Linked DNA regions of Homo sapiens: region 2 is linked to region 1. A link is an interaction called in ENCODE POLR2A ChIA-PET data of the cell type or tissue named here. Cell type or tissue: B cell. All regions are shown on one strand. Links, peaks and the distances in the headings refer to the core of each region. The heading gives the core; the rest is flanking DNA.

Region 1 (7,050 bases), core at 1,241-6,240:
CTCCATATTCACCTTCCCTCTTTCCCCTCTTCACACCTTGCTTACTGAAGATGCTTACCCCACTGCATCCCCAACAGATGCATCATTCTTTTTTTTTTTTTTTTTTTTTTTTTTTGAGACAGAGTTTTGCACTTCTTGCCCAGGCTGGAGTGCAATGGCATGATCTTGGCTCACCACAACCTCCACCTCCCAGGTTCAAGCGATTCTCCTGCCTCAGCCTCCCGAGCATCTGGGATTACAGGCATGCACCACCACGCCCGGCTAATTTTGTATTTTTATTTATTTATTTTGAGACAGAATTTTGCTCTCGTTGCCCAGGCTGGAGTGCAATGGCGAGATCTCAGCTCACCACAAACTCCACCTCCCGGATTCAAGCAATTCTCCTGCTTCAGCCTCCCGAGTAGCTGGGATTACAGGCATGCGCTACCACGCCCGGCTAATTTTGTATTTTTAGTAGAAATGGGGTTTCTCCATGTTGGTCAGTCTGGTCTTGAATTCCTGACCTAAGGTGATCCGCCTGCCTCAGCCTCCCAAAGTGCTAGGATTACAGATGTGAACCACCGTGCCCGGCCAACAGATGCATCATTCTTAGGATTAAACAGCCTGAGGAGTTTCCAGCCTCTGTTGGTGGTATTGGGGTCGTTTCCTCGCTCTTCTCCATTCACTGCCTTTAGAAGCTGCTTTCAAAGAAGACGGCTTTCAGGACAAGGCATCACACTTCTTCTCCAGCACGTACAGTCCTGAAACCTCCAGGAGGAAGCTGCCCCAAGGTTTCCTGTGTCCCAAGCTTGCTGGGAACTCCTCATCCTTCCATTCACCCTATTCTCAATATCCCTGCCCCTCCAATCCCTTAGCATACTTGACTTAGCCTTGGCCACCCTGGCTAGGGACATTGATCAGGAAGGAGTACAGCGTATAGAATCATAGAGGAATTGAAAGGAACTTTGGAATATAAACCAGACTATCCTCAACCACACCCCCACCCCCAGCAAATGCAAGATTCTCGTCACTGCATCCTTATCAGATGATCACCCAGAATCAATGAATACGAACATCAATGAAGGTGAGACATTTGCTCCTTTCAATAGATCATGTTTCAGTGGAGGATGGTTTCATGATTAGAAACTTATTCCTTATGATGAGTCAAAATATGTCTTCCTGTAACTCCTCTCCAGAGGTCCTGGCTGTGCCTTCTGTCTGGACTGTCTGACTCCTCTTCCAATAAGCATCCTCTGAAGACAGCCAGCACATCCTGAGAGTCTTGTTGTCTCCCAAACACACTTCCACAGTGTCTTCAGTCGTTATTTGCAGACTTGGTTTCTGGGTCCTTTGACGCCCTGTTTTTTGACCTCTGGGTGATTTCTGGTTAATGGTCTAGATATTATCTGACTAGGAAAAAATATAGGACGATATGCATTTCCTTGTTCAAGACTCTATACTTGGCAGGGCGTGGTTGCTCATGCCTGTAATCCCAGCACTTTGGGAGGTCAAGATGGGAGAATCCTTTGAGCCCAGGAATTTGAGACTAGCCTGGGCAACATGGTGAAACCTCGTCTCTACAAAAAATTCAAAAATTAGCTGGGCATGGTGGCACACACCTGTAGTCCCAGCTACTCAGGAGGCTGAGATAGGCGGATCGCTTGAGCCCAGGAGGTTGAGGCTGCAATGAGCCATGATCACACCACTGCCCTCTAGCCTTGGTGACACTCAAAAAAAAAAAAAAAAAAGATTCCATACTTCTATAACTATGTAACTACAATACAATTGGACTTTCCTGCAGGGTCCTACTCCTCTTAATAACATGCCTAAAGGATTTCATTTTGAAGGTTCTGGGCCATTGTTGCAACCTATAAAGGGAAATTTTTCTGATCCCAATTCTGTCATCTGGTGATGTGATAACAACATAGATTAGTCATCCTTGGGTCTATCCAAGTCCTGATGGCAAATATTGACAGGATGAAGCCAAAACCAGAACCCTGCTTCATGCCATTAGAGACTTACTATACCCAAAGGTCAGGAAAGACTTCATGGAAGTCTTGGCCACTGGAGGCTTGGAGAGAGTGAAGGCTTGGTGTGCCTGGAGAGGGGGACAGGGTGGACAGTGTGGGACATGATGAGAACTGCTTGGAAAAAATGTGTAGAAAGAATTATCTGGCCGGGCGCAGTGGCTCACGCCTGTAATCCCAGCACTTTGGGAGGCTGAGGTGGGTGGATCACGAGGTCAGGAGTTCAAGACCATCCTGGCTAACATGGTGAAACCCCGTCTCTACTAAATATACAAAAAATTAGCCAGGCGTGGTGGTGGGTGCCTGTAGTCCCAGCTACTTGGGAGGTTGAGGCAGGAGAATGGCGTGAACCCGGGAGGCGGAGCTTGCAGTGAGCAGAGATTGCGCCACCACACTCCAGTGCGGGCGACAGAACTACCCGGGCATGGCCGGGTGCAGTGGCTCACACCTGTAATCCCGGCACTTTGGGAGGCTGAGGTGGGCAGATCACGAGGTCAAGGGATTGAGACCATCCTGGCCAACATGGTGAAACGCCGTCTCTACTAAAAATACAAAAATTAGCTGGGTGTGGTGGTGGGCACCTGTAGTCCCAGCTACTCAGGAGGCTGAGGCAGAAGAATCACTTGAACCTGGGAGGCGGAGGTTGTAGTGAGCCGAGATGGCACCACTGCACTCCAGCCTGGTGACAGAGTAAGACTCCGTCTCAAAAAAAAAAAAAAAAAAAGAATTACCTTGTGCCTGGCACATCATGGGCCTTCTGTGTATGGTGGTGTGGCTATGGCAATAATGATGATGAGATAGGGCAGGGGGAGGAGCAAGGAAGTGGTTGGAGCATGTACTGGACAAGGTAGGAGCTGCTCTTATGGCCTTCTCCTCTCCTACTCTTTCCACAGTTCTCTATATTTTCCACATGTGCTGTAGGCCTAGAAAAAGAGTTTTGGGGGAGGCTTAAGACTGCTTCCCAGGTGCTATAGCAGCAGGCTCTGGCCAGTAGTTTCAGCTATGATGGTTTGGGCAGCAGAGAGGTAGCCTACCAGCTTCTCTATGGCTGACTCAGGCGTCACACATTAGACACATCTGTGACTGTCACCTGAAGTCTTTGACTTTTTGGGCCTATTCAGAGATCCCATTCTTCTCTCCAGATGGTGAACACACTACAGCTTCCCAGGGTCTACTTGTGTTAGCCTCTGACCTTTGATAGTCAACTCAGTTTGCCCCCAGTGGTAAATACCTTCTGACCTTGAGGCTTTTTCTTTTTCTTTTTTTTTTTTTTTGAGACAGGATCTCATTTCATCACCCAGGCTGGAGGGCAGTGGTACGATCATGGCTCACTGCAGCCTTGACCTCCTGAGCTCAAGCCATCTTCCTGCCTCAGCCTCCCGAGTTGCTGGGACTACAGGCACATGCCACCTCACCTGGCTAATTTTATGTTTTTTGTCAAGACAGAGTTTCACCATGTTGCCCAGGCTGGCCTTGAACTCCTAGGCTCAACCGATCCGCCTGCCTCAGACTCCCAAAGTGCTGGGATTACAGGCATGAGCCACCATGCCCAGCAACCGTGAGTTCTAATATTGTTTTGAGAAGGCTCAGAGAGTTACTGCCTCTACTAGAAACCATGATCTTACAATCTTCACACACATAAAGTCAGACTAGCTCCCTAGGATAGAGAGGGCAACGCTTAAGCTGCGATCCTTTGCCTTTGAAGAGGAGATGTCAGAGGTTCCATCTGTGTGTGACAATCGGATGGCAGAGGACCCTTCCAGGTCAGGCAGCTCAGGTTTTATTTCAGTGTGCAACTTGTTTATATTTCACCTATGCAGGATCCCAATCCCCACCCCATAGGCAGTCTAATTGAGGCTAAATTGTTTTCTAGCCTTCTCGTCAAAATGACCACTGGAGGCTGAACATGGTAGCTCGCCTCTGTAATCCCAGCATTTTGGGAGGTCAAGGGGGGAGGATCACTTGAGCCCAGGAGTTCGAGACCAGCCTGGGCAACATAGGATACCCCATCTCTACAAAAAATAAAAATATTAGCTGGTGGTGCACACTAGTGCTTCCAGCTACTCAGGAGGTTGAGGTGAGAGGATTGCTTGGGCCCAGGAGGTCGAGGTTGTAGTGAGCTGAGATTGCACCACTGCACTCCAGGCTGGATGACAAAGCAAGATCCTATCTCAGAAAAAAAAAAAAAAAAAAAAAGACAGAAAGACTACTGATACTTCCGCCAAGACTGGGTTTGTGTCTGGTTTAGGCAAGGGTGGCCGCTTACATCAGCTCAGGTGTATTTTTCTCAGTAATTATACTTTACAGTCCATGGATTACATTAAATTTCTATTTGTTCCAGAGATTAGATACAATCACTTGTCTTGGAGTTCATTTTCTATATTCCACAGAAAAAGTAAGCTGTTCCACACAGTTTTGGGGTGCTGCTACAGGGAACGGGCTGGGGTTTCCCCTTCTATTAACCTAGGACTCTCTCCCTCTCTGACATGGCCAGAGACTTTGTTCTCTTCTTTCTCTGGGTCTTTCCCAACAGCTGAGAACAGAGCTCCCAGGTCCCTACCTCATCAGCCTCAGGAAGAGTAGGGTATACCTCTCAGCACTGAAGGAAACTCGCCATAGACTTGCATAGCAGTCACCGGTCTACACAGTCCCATGAAAGTTTAAATTTAATGTTACTTAATCTTTATATTTCACTTAATCTTCACATTTAATTATATGTAGTCCTTGAAGCGGCTTGTGCCGGAGGGATTGGCATCACTCCTGGCCGTATTTTGTGAGGACAAGGAAACAGAGTCTCATTTTCTTGCTCGTGATTGCAGGGAGGGTTCGTTGCAGAGTCAGAGCCTGAAGTCAGCCCTGTAGGCACCAAATCCAGGGCTCCCTCCACAAGACCACACGGCCCGTCTCTCAGAGGCGCCATTTTGCAAAGGACAGGCACTTACCTGGCTGGCTAAGGGGAAAACTATGGCTAAATCCTGCACAGGCTCCTCATCAGGTACTTTCTATGTGCCATGAACTATGATAGGTTTTTCACACATCATTTCTTTTCATTCCCTGAACAGTCTTTGAGTGTTGGGTTTTTTGTTTTGTTTTGTTTTTGAGACGGAGTCTCGCTCTGTCGCCAGGCTGGAATGTGGTGGCACCATCTCGGCTCACTGCAACCTCCGACTCCCTGGTTCAAGCAATTCTCCTGCCTCAGCCTCCCGAGTAGCTGGGATTATAGGCACGTGCCGCCACGCCCAGCTAATTTTTTGTATTTTTAGTAGAGACGGGGTTTCACCATGTTGGCCAGGATGGTCTCGATCTCCTGACCTCAGGTGATCCACCTGCCTTGGTCTCCCAAAGTGCTGGGATCACAGGCATGAGCCACCGCGTCCGGCAAAGTGTTGGGTATTTTTATTACCACACTGCAGATGTGGAAACCAAGCTTCAGACAGTAATGGGAAGTAGCATGAATGTTCACAGCTCACTCAGACAGCAGGGACCCAACACCCCATTACAAGTCAACACAGGAAGTGGGGTGGTAAAGGCTGTCATTGCCGGCAGCCTGCACCCACGCACAGCTCCCCTCTCGTTAGGAAACAGGTAGAGTCCTGCAGGGAGGAAATGGGCTGCAGGTGCTGGGTAGGCACATCAAGGTTACCACAAGGTCATGGGGGCCACAAATGAGCTTGGGAACGTCGGCCTGGGGCAGGTTGTGTGGCCAGGGTTAGAGTGAGTCTGGTGCTTGGATCAGGTGTTTGTATACTGAGTACTGCGGCAGCCAGAGGCGAGATTCTGATGGAGGAGCACCTTGTCTAACAGAGAAGGCAAAACAGACACATCATGCAAGTTGGCATGCTCATATTCACATGCAACTGGGCACATTTTCAAAGAATATGCAAAACTCTACCGTGTTGCTAAGGTAGTGTGGGTGGAGTCAGCAGTGTGGAAGGCACAGGGAATGGGGGAAACGTGCAGCATTCCTTCGCACCTAAGTGCTGTGGGCGCATGCGCTGGGTAGGCTGTAAGGCTGAGTGGGTGACAGAAGAAACGCTGCACTGGAGGCCCAGCATGTCTGCTTCCCAGCAAGGCCGCTCTGAGACCAGACCCTGCCTGCTTGCGCAAAGACACGCCAAACACAGAATGCCAAACAGGCATCCCCAGGGGAGTGCTCCTCACACTTTATGCCTCAGAGTCACCAGGAGGGCTTGTTACCTCCAGGTTGCCAGGCCCCACCACGAGAGTGTCTGATTCGGGAGGTCTGGGGTGGGACCTGATAATGTGCATTTCTAAGAGTGTCCAGGTGACGCTATGCTGCTGGCCTGAGAACTACACTCCTAGAACCACCGCTCTAGGCCACGTAGGACTGGTACACAGCCATATACCAATTGGTAAACTCGTCCCCACACAGCTTGTTTTCCAACCTGGAGCTCCCAACCACCCAGCAGGGCCTTCAGTCCCTCCACACAAAGGGTGCCATAGTTGACGTCTCTCCAGAGCAACACAGCACCTCATACAACCAACACACAATCAACAACAATGACACAGCACCTCATACAACCAGCACACAACCCACAGCAACAACACAGCACCTCATACAACCAGCACACAACCCAAAACAACGACACAGCACCTCATACAACCAGCACACAACCCACAACAGGAAGAACACAGCACCTCATACAACCAGCACACAACCCACAGCAACGACACAGCACCTCATACAACCGGCACACAACCTACAACAACAACACAGCACCTCATACAACCAGCACACAACACACAACAGGAAGAACACAGCACCTCATACAACCGGCACACAACCCACAACAACACAGCACTTCATACAACCAGCACACAACACACAACAGGAAGAACACAGCACCTCATACAACCAGCACACAACCCACAACAACACAGCACTTCATACAACCAGCACACAACAGTTGGTTTTCCCAGAACACCGGCCTCCCTGGGCCCCACCCTGGCACCGTTGAGATTTCTGTGGTGCCTCCCGGGCTCTGACAGGTTGCACCTCTATCTCTCTGGTCGGTCTCAGCTC
Region 2 (5,952 bases), core at 1-5,000, 320 kb after region 1:
TTTAAGTGTGCAATTAAATAACATTAAGTACATTCACAATGTTGTTTAACCATCGCCACTATTTCCAGATCATCCTGAACAGAAAATCCATACCCTTCAAAACAATAGTTCCCTATTGCTTGCTTCCACTCCTCCCTGGTAACCACTATTCTACTGTCTGTATGAGTTTGCTTATTCTGGGAACCACATAAGTGAAATCATACTGTATTTATCCTTTTGTGGCTGACTTACTTCACTTATTGTGATGTTCTTAAGGTTCATCTGTGTTGTTGAATGTAGACTTTCTTTTTAAGGCTGAGTAATATTCCATTGCATGTATATTGCACTTTTTTTTTTTTTTGAGACTGAATTTCGCTCTGTCACCCAGGCTGGAGTGCAGTGGCACGATCTTGGCTCACTGCAACCTACGCCTCCCGGGTTCAAGCGACTCTCCTGCCTCAGCCTCCTGAGTAGTTGGGACTACAGGTGCACACCACCACACCCAGCTAATTTTTTGTATTCTTAGTAGAGACGGGGTTTCACCATGTTGGCCCGGATGGCCTCGATCTCCTGACCTTGTGATCCACCCACCTCGGCCTCCCAAAGTGTTGGGATTACAGGCGTGAGCCACCGCACCAAGCCTATGCCACGTTTTTTAATTCATTCATTTGTTAATGGACACTCGGGTTGTTTTCATATTTTGGCTATTGTGAATAACACTGCTATGAACAGAGGTGTACAAGTGTCCATTTGAGTCCCTGTTTTCAATTCTTTGGGACCTAGCCACCTAGGTTTTTGACTTGAGCGTGTTTATGCTCTTGACAGCTGTGGATATTATAATTTGTTTTTAATTTGGGCTAATTTAGTAAATAAAAAAAGGGTTTAATTTGCATTTATTTGATATAGAAATCATTTATCATGTTTTCATTCCAGTTAATGCCTTACATCTAATTATACTTTTATTTTAATTTAATTTTTTATTTATAGAGACAGAGTTTTGCTCTGTCACCCAGGCTGGAGTGCGGTAGCATGATCACGGTTCACTGCAGCCTCGACCTCCTGGGCTCATGCAGTCCTCCTGCTTCAGAACCCCCGGTAGCTGGGACTACCAGCCCATGCCCCCATGTCCAGCTAATTTTTTTTTTTTTTGAGATGGAGTCTTGCTCTGTCGCCCAGGCTGGAGTGCAATGGCGTGATCTCGGCCCACTGCAACCTCAACCTCCCAGGTTCAAGCGATTCTCCTGCCTCAGCCTCCTGAGTAGCTGGGATTATAGGAGTGTGCCACCACACCTGGCTAATTTTTTTGTATTTTTAGTAGAGACGGGGTTTCACCATGTTGGCCAGGCTGGTCTCGAACTCCTGACCTCAGGTGATCCACCCGCCTCAGCCTCCCAAAGTGCTGGGATTACAGGCAGGAGCCACTGTGCCCGGCCTAATTTTTGTATTTTTTGTAGAGACAGGGTTTCACCGTGTTGCCCAGGCTGGTCTTGAACTCCTAGGCTCAAGCAATCTGCCTGCCTCCGCCTCTTAGAGTGCTGGGATTACAGGTGTGAGCCACTGCGCCTGTCATTAATTATCCTTTTAATTGTTCAGAATATTTAAAAATTGCTCTTATCTTTGCATACTGATTCGGATTCAAACTTGTGACTATTATTTGCCAGGCCCTGGGTCAGTTCCTTGCACATAAATTTTTTCACTTGATCCTTATAAGAGGCCTGGGTTAGAAATATTAGTGACCCCATTTAGAGGTGGGAATACTGAGACTCAAAGAGGTTAAATCTTTTTTTTTTCTGTCCATATGTTTATCGTCTTTATCTGAAAAATCTTTATAGAAAATTGTTTGGTTTAGCTCTCAGCAGCCTGCTCCTGAGCTCTGAGGGAGCTTGCCTTCTTTTAAGCTACCTGATGTTTCTTCTGAGCAAGGGACATTTTGGGACAGTTCCACCTATTCTTTTTAACTTCTTTCTTGGGCCTCTTTTCATAGACTGGATTCTCTCATATAGCAGCATGAGCTTTCTTATACATCTCTTCCATCATGTCTGGAGTTACGCTCTTCTTTATGCATTGAGAGAACTGGTTCTTGTAAGCATCTTCATCTTCTTCTGTTAAGTAGTGCATGTAATCTGCAACATTCTGGCCCATGATGTGCTTCTGGTGTACTTCTGCATTAAATTCCTTGCTTTCAGAATCATAACTAGGGAATCGTTTGGTACTGTGAGGGACAGACAAGCCTCCATCCACAGCTCCCTTCAGGGTGCCAAAAACTTTATTGCCAGTGGTAGTTCTGGCAAGACCTGTATCCAAATAGCAGGTAAAGGCACCTGGCTGACCATCAATGCTTTCCACATTGTATTCATTGCCAGTCTCCTCCACTTGGCCTTCATAGATCTTGTCCATGCCAAACCTATTGGGAAGCCTGCGGGCCAGCAGCAGGCCAGTACAATAAGTTGCAGCATAATTTGTCAGGCCAACCTTCACACCACATTTTGGCAGTTTGTGTGCATATGCTGCGCAGACTATATCCCCCTCTATACGGGCATAAGCAGTCTGACAAATGATATCTCTGTTTGTTACACGAACTATCATCTTATATTTGGGTGTGTTGTATTTATTTTTATCCTGTATCACCAAGCATTTCTGAGGATAGTAACCAGTTTTACCCTCTCGTCGTCTTCTAAATTTCACTTGGTATCTCTTAAAGTAGGCTTTATTCTTAACAACTTTAATAAACCCCATTCTGCGGAACAGAGACCCGCGTTTGCGGCTCGACAGAGACCTGCCGGCCCAGCAGTGCTAGGGGGTGAAAAGGCAAAATCATTTTAAGTAATTTTTCTTCAAACCCACTCTTAGTATGAATTCAGCACTCTGTACTTTACTAGTTATTAACCTAATTTGACTAATGTGTAAACTAAGGGCAGAGTGTATATTTTTCTCTTTCTTTTCTTTTCCCCCTCCCCTCCCCTCCCCTCCCCTCCCCTCCCTTCCCCTCCCATTCCGTTTCTGACAGGCTCTCACTCTGTTGCCCGGGCTGGAGTGCAGCAGCATGAACACTGGACACTGCTCACTGCAGCCTCGAACTCCTGGGTTTAAGCAGACCTCCTGCGTCAGCCTCCCGAGTAGCTGGGACCACAGGCGCATGGCATCACACCCAGCTAATTTTTTTTCTTTTTTTTTTTTTGTAGATGGGATCTTGCCATATTGTCCAGTCTAGGCTCAAACTCCTGGGCTCAAGTGATCCTCCTGCCTCCCCTTCCCAAAGTGTTGGGATTATAGGCATGAGCCACTGCCCCTGGCCAGAGTTTATATTATTTATGTAATGGCAGATAATTTGAATAGTATAATGTCTAACCCAATGCCTTAAGCACAGTAATGTTTAGTAAATATATCTTGAATTGAACTGGCAGAGCCATGACTAGAATTCAGTCTCCTGTCTCTTTAGCCAGATGTTCCAATAAACCTTGTTTTATAAAATGGTTAGAGCATAAAATATTAAAAACTAAAAAATACTTGTTTTTAAAAATCATTTTAACAATAATCTAAAGGAAAAACTTTTTTTCTAAGGACTTCCTCGTTCTGCCCATCTTCCTAACAAGGCTATGGCTGATAACAGCAGTGATGAGTGTGAAGAGGAAAATAACAAGGTACAGTAAAACTCACAGCTTCTTGTAGAATTTCTGCTTTGGGTTTTTAGTAGTTAGAGATGACACCAGTTCAACGGTAAACATTTCTTGAACACTCACCTCCAGGGGTTAGGGACCTTTGAGCTCATGGAGGAAAATCAGTTACAAAGAGCCTTGAGATTTTGACCCTTCTTCAGGAATAAAGCCTACTACTACAATTGACTTTGGTGAGGAATTTCACATAATGTAGGCCAGTGTTTCACAAACTTTCCTGATCATAATACTCAACTGAGGTACTTATTTTTAAATATACGGATTCCCAGTCCCAGCCCAGAATCTCAAAAGTAAAAGCCTGGGAATTTATATTTTTTAGGAAGCAGTCCAGGTAATTTTATGCTAAAGCGAGTTTGAAATTATCAGTCTAGGCATTTTTTCATTGTCAATACTTGTGATACTGCCAGTATTTTGTGAAGGAGATTTTAATTTTGAGGTCTTAAGACCCAGATGTTGGCTGCTGTTATTCTGTGTACCTAGAGAATCACCCTGCTTCTGAAAGAAACATGGCAAGAGGCCCACCTCTCTAGAAACATATAGGACCTTAGAGTTGCACATATGATTTCTTAAAAACCGTTTATGTTGGCCGGGTGTGGTGGCGCACTCCTGTAATCCCAGCACTTTGGGAGGCCGAGGCGGGCGGATCACCTGAGGTCAGGAGTTTGAGACCAGACTGTCCAACATGGCGAAACCCCATCTCTAATAAAAATACAAAAAATTAGCTGGGCGTGGTGGCGGGTGCCTGTAATCCCAGCTACTTGGGAGGCCTCCCAAGGTGCTGGGATTACAGGCACAAGCCACTGTGCCCAGCCTGTTTTTTTTGTTTGTTTTTTTTTTTTGAGACAGAGTCTTGCTCTTTCACCCAGGCTGGAGTGCAGTGATCTTGACTCACTGCAACCTCTGCCTCTTGGGTTCAAGCAATTCTCATGCCTCAGCCTCCCGAGTAGCTGGGGGATCACAGGCCTGCACCAACTCGCCTGGCTAATTTTTGTATTTTTAGTAGAGATGGGGTTTTGCCATGTTGGCCACACTGGTCTTGAACTCCTGACCTCAGGTGATCCTCCTGCCTTGGCCTTCCAAAGTGCTGGGATTACAGGTGTGAGCCACTGTACCCAGCCTGATGGCTGCATTTTAATGGTTTTTGTTTTTGTTTTGAGACAGAGTCATCTCGCTCTGTTGCCTAAGCTGGAGTGTAGTGGCATGACCTCAGCTCGCTGCAACCTCCGCCTCCAGGGTTCAAGCAATTCTCCTGCCTCAGCCTCCTGAGTAGCTGGGATTACAGGCGTGCGCCACCACGCCTGGCTAATTTTTGTATTTTTGGTAGAGATGGGGTTTCACCATGTTGGTCAGGCTGGTCTCGAACTCCTGACCACATGATCCGCCTGCTTCGGTCTCCCAAAGTGCTGGGATTACAGGCATGAGCCACCACCCCGGGCTGACAATATTCTTAAAAGTTCCCTCTGCCAAAACTGCTTCCTATGTGACTAAGGATAATTTTGGCAAATCTTGAATTGAGAAAGAATGCTCTAGAAAGTTCTTATCAGTCATATACTAATAAGGCATAGTCACTGAATAAATTCTGCAACTGTGTTTCATTATCTGCCATGCATATTACAGCTTAGTTAGAATATACTTTATGTATAATAAATTTGTTATTCTTAGAGCAAAATGTGACTAAAAGCAGTTTTTGGTGTCCTGTAACGTGTCACAATTTTGTGTGCCAATAGCTGCTTTACCATAAAAACAAATTAATTTTAAACAACTGGAATCAAACGTGTTAACCTCAGTATAAGCCATACGGTATATAGAAACCAAGTTTTGAAAACCTACTTTTAAAGGGGGCCAATTGGTCATCCTTCAGGTCCTAAGGGAGGGCATGCCACAGGCTCCAGGCCACAGAGGCAAAGACATGGACCCTGTTCCACCTGCCCCTGCAAGTCTCAAGTGCCACCAGACCCCTTCTCATGTACTTGAGAGGGTGGGATGGTACAGAGAGAGCCAGAAGCACAGAAAGGTAGGTTATAATGTCAAGAACAAAAGAGCTGTTTATCTTGAGAGAGAATGTGTAGTCATTTTATGTAATTTATGGGGTAAGGGAAGGGAAATACAGATAGGTCAGATACTCCATGAAGAGAAATATCACTGAACAAAAATGGAAAGTCCATAGTCCCTGGGACTGCTGGTTTGATGGGCACAAGGTTGATTTTGAACTTTCTTCTTTTGATAGTTTCAAGCAGCTTATGCTGGGCAGTCTTGCAAATTAAGTATTAGATTTCCTCTCTATGGTCTTTGTGAGTAT

What was found. Peaks named below come from ENCODE experiments on the same cell type or tissue, not always from the same donor. Only the 100,000 strongest peaks of a DNase experiment are listed, where the experiment ranks them.
Region 2: POLR2A ChIA-PET joins it to region 1 with 7 read pairs; 2 of 35 experiments call an interaction of 5 or more read pairs at or near these places.

Annotation. Positions count from the first base shown.
Region 1 is chr11:118,875,477-118,882,526 of GRCh38, reverse strand. No RefSeq gene overlaps it. Among named protein-coding and RNA genes, the nearest start is that of CXCR5, 4.9 kb to the left of the region's middle. In B cell, for the core only: no CTCF peak of the experiment used is centred there; DNase peaks (open chromatin) are centred at 4,346 and 5,566; H3K4me3 peaks cover 1,089 bases; H3K27ac peaks cover 2,507 bases.
Region 2 is chr11:118,557,453-118,563,404 of GRCh38, reverse strand. It overlaps IFT46 (intraflagellar transport 46), which reads left to right. Exons shown (of 12, transcript NM_001168618.2): 3 at 3,541-3,620. The coding sequence starts at 3,576. It also overlaps the pseudogene RPL5P30. Among named protein-coding and RNA genes, the nearest start is that of IFT46, 5.5 kb to the left of the region's middle. In B cell, for the core only: no CTCF peak of the experiment used is centred there; no DNase peak of the experiment used is centred there.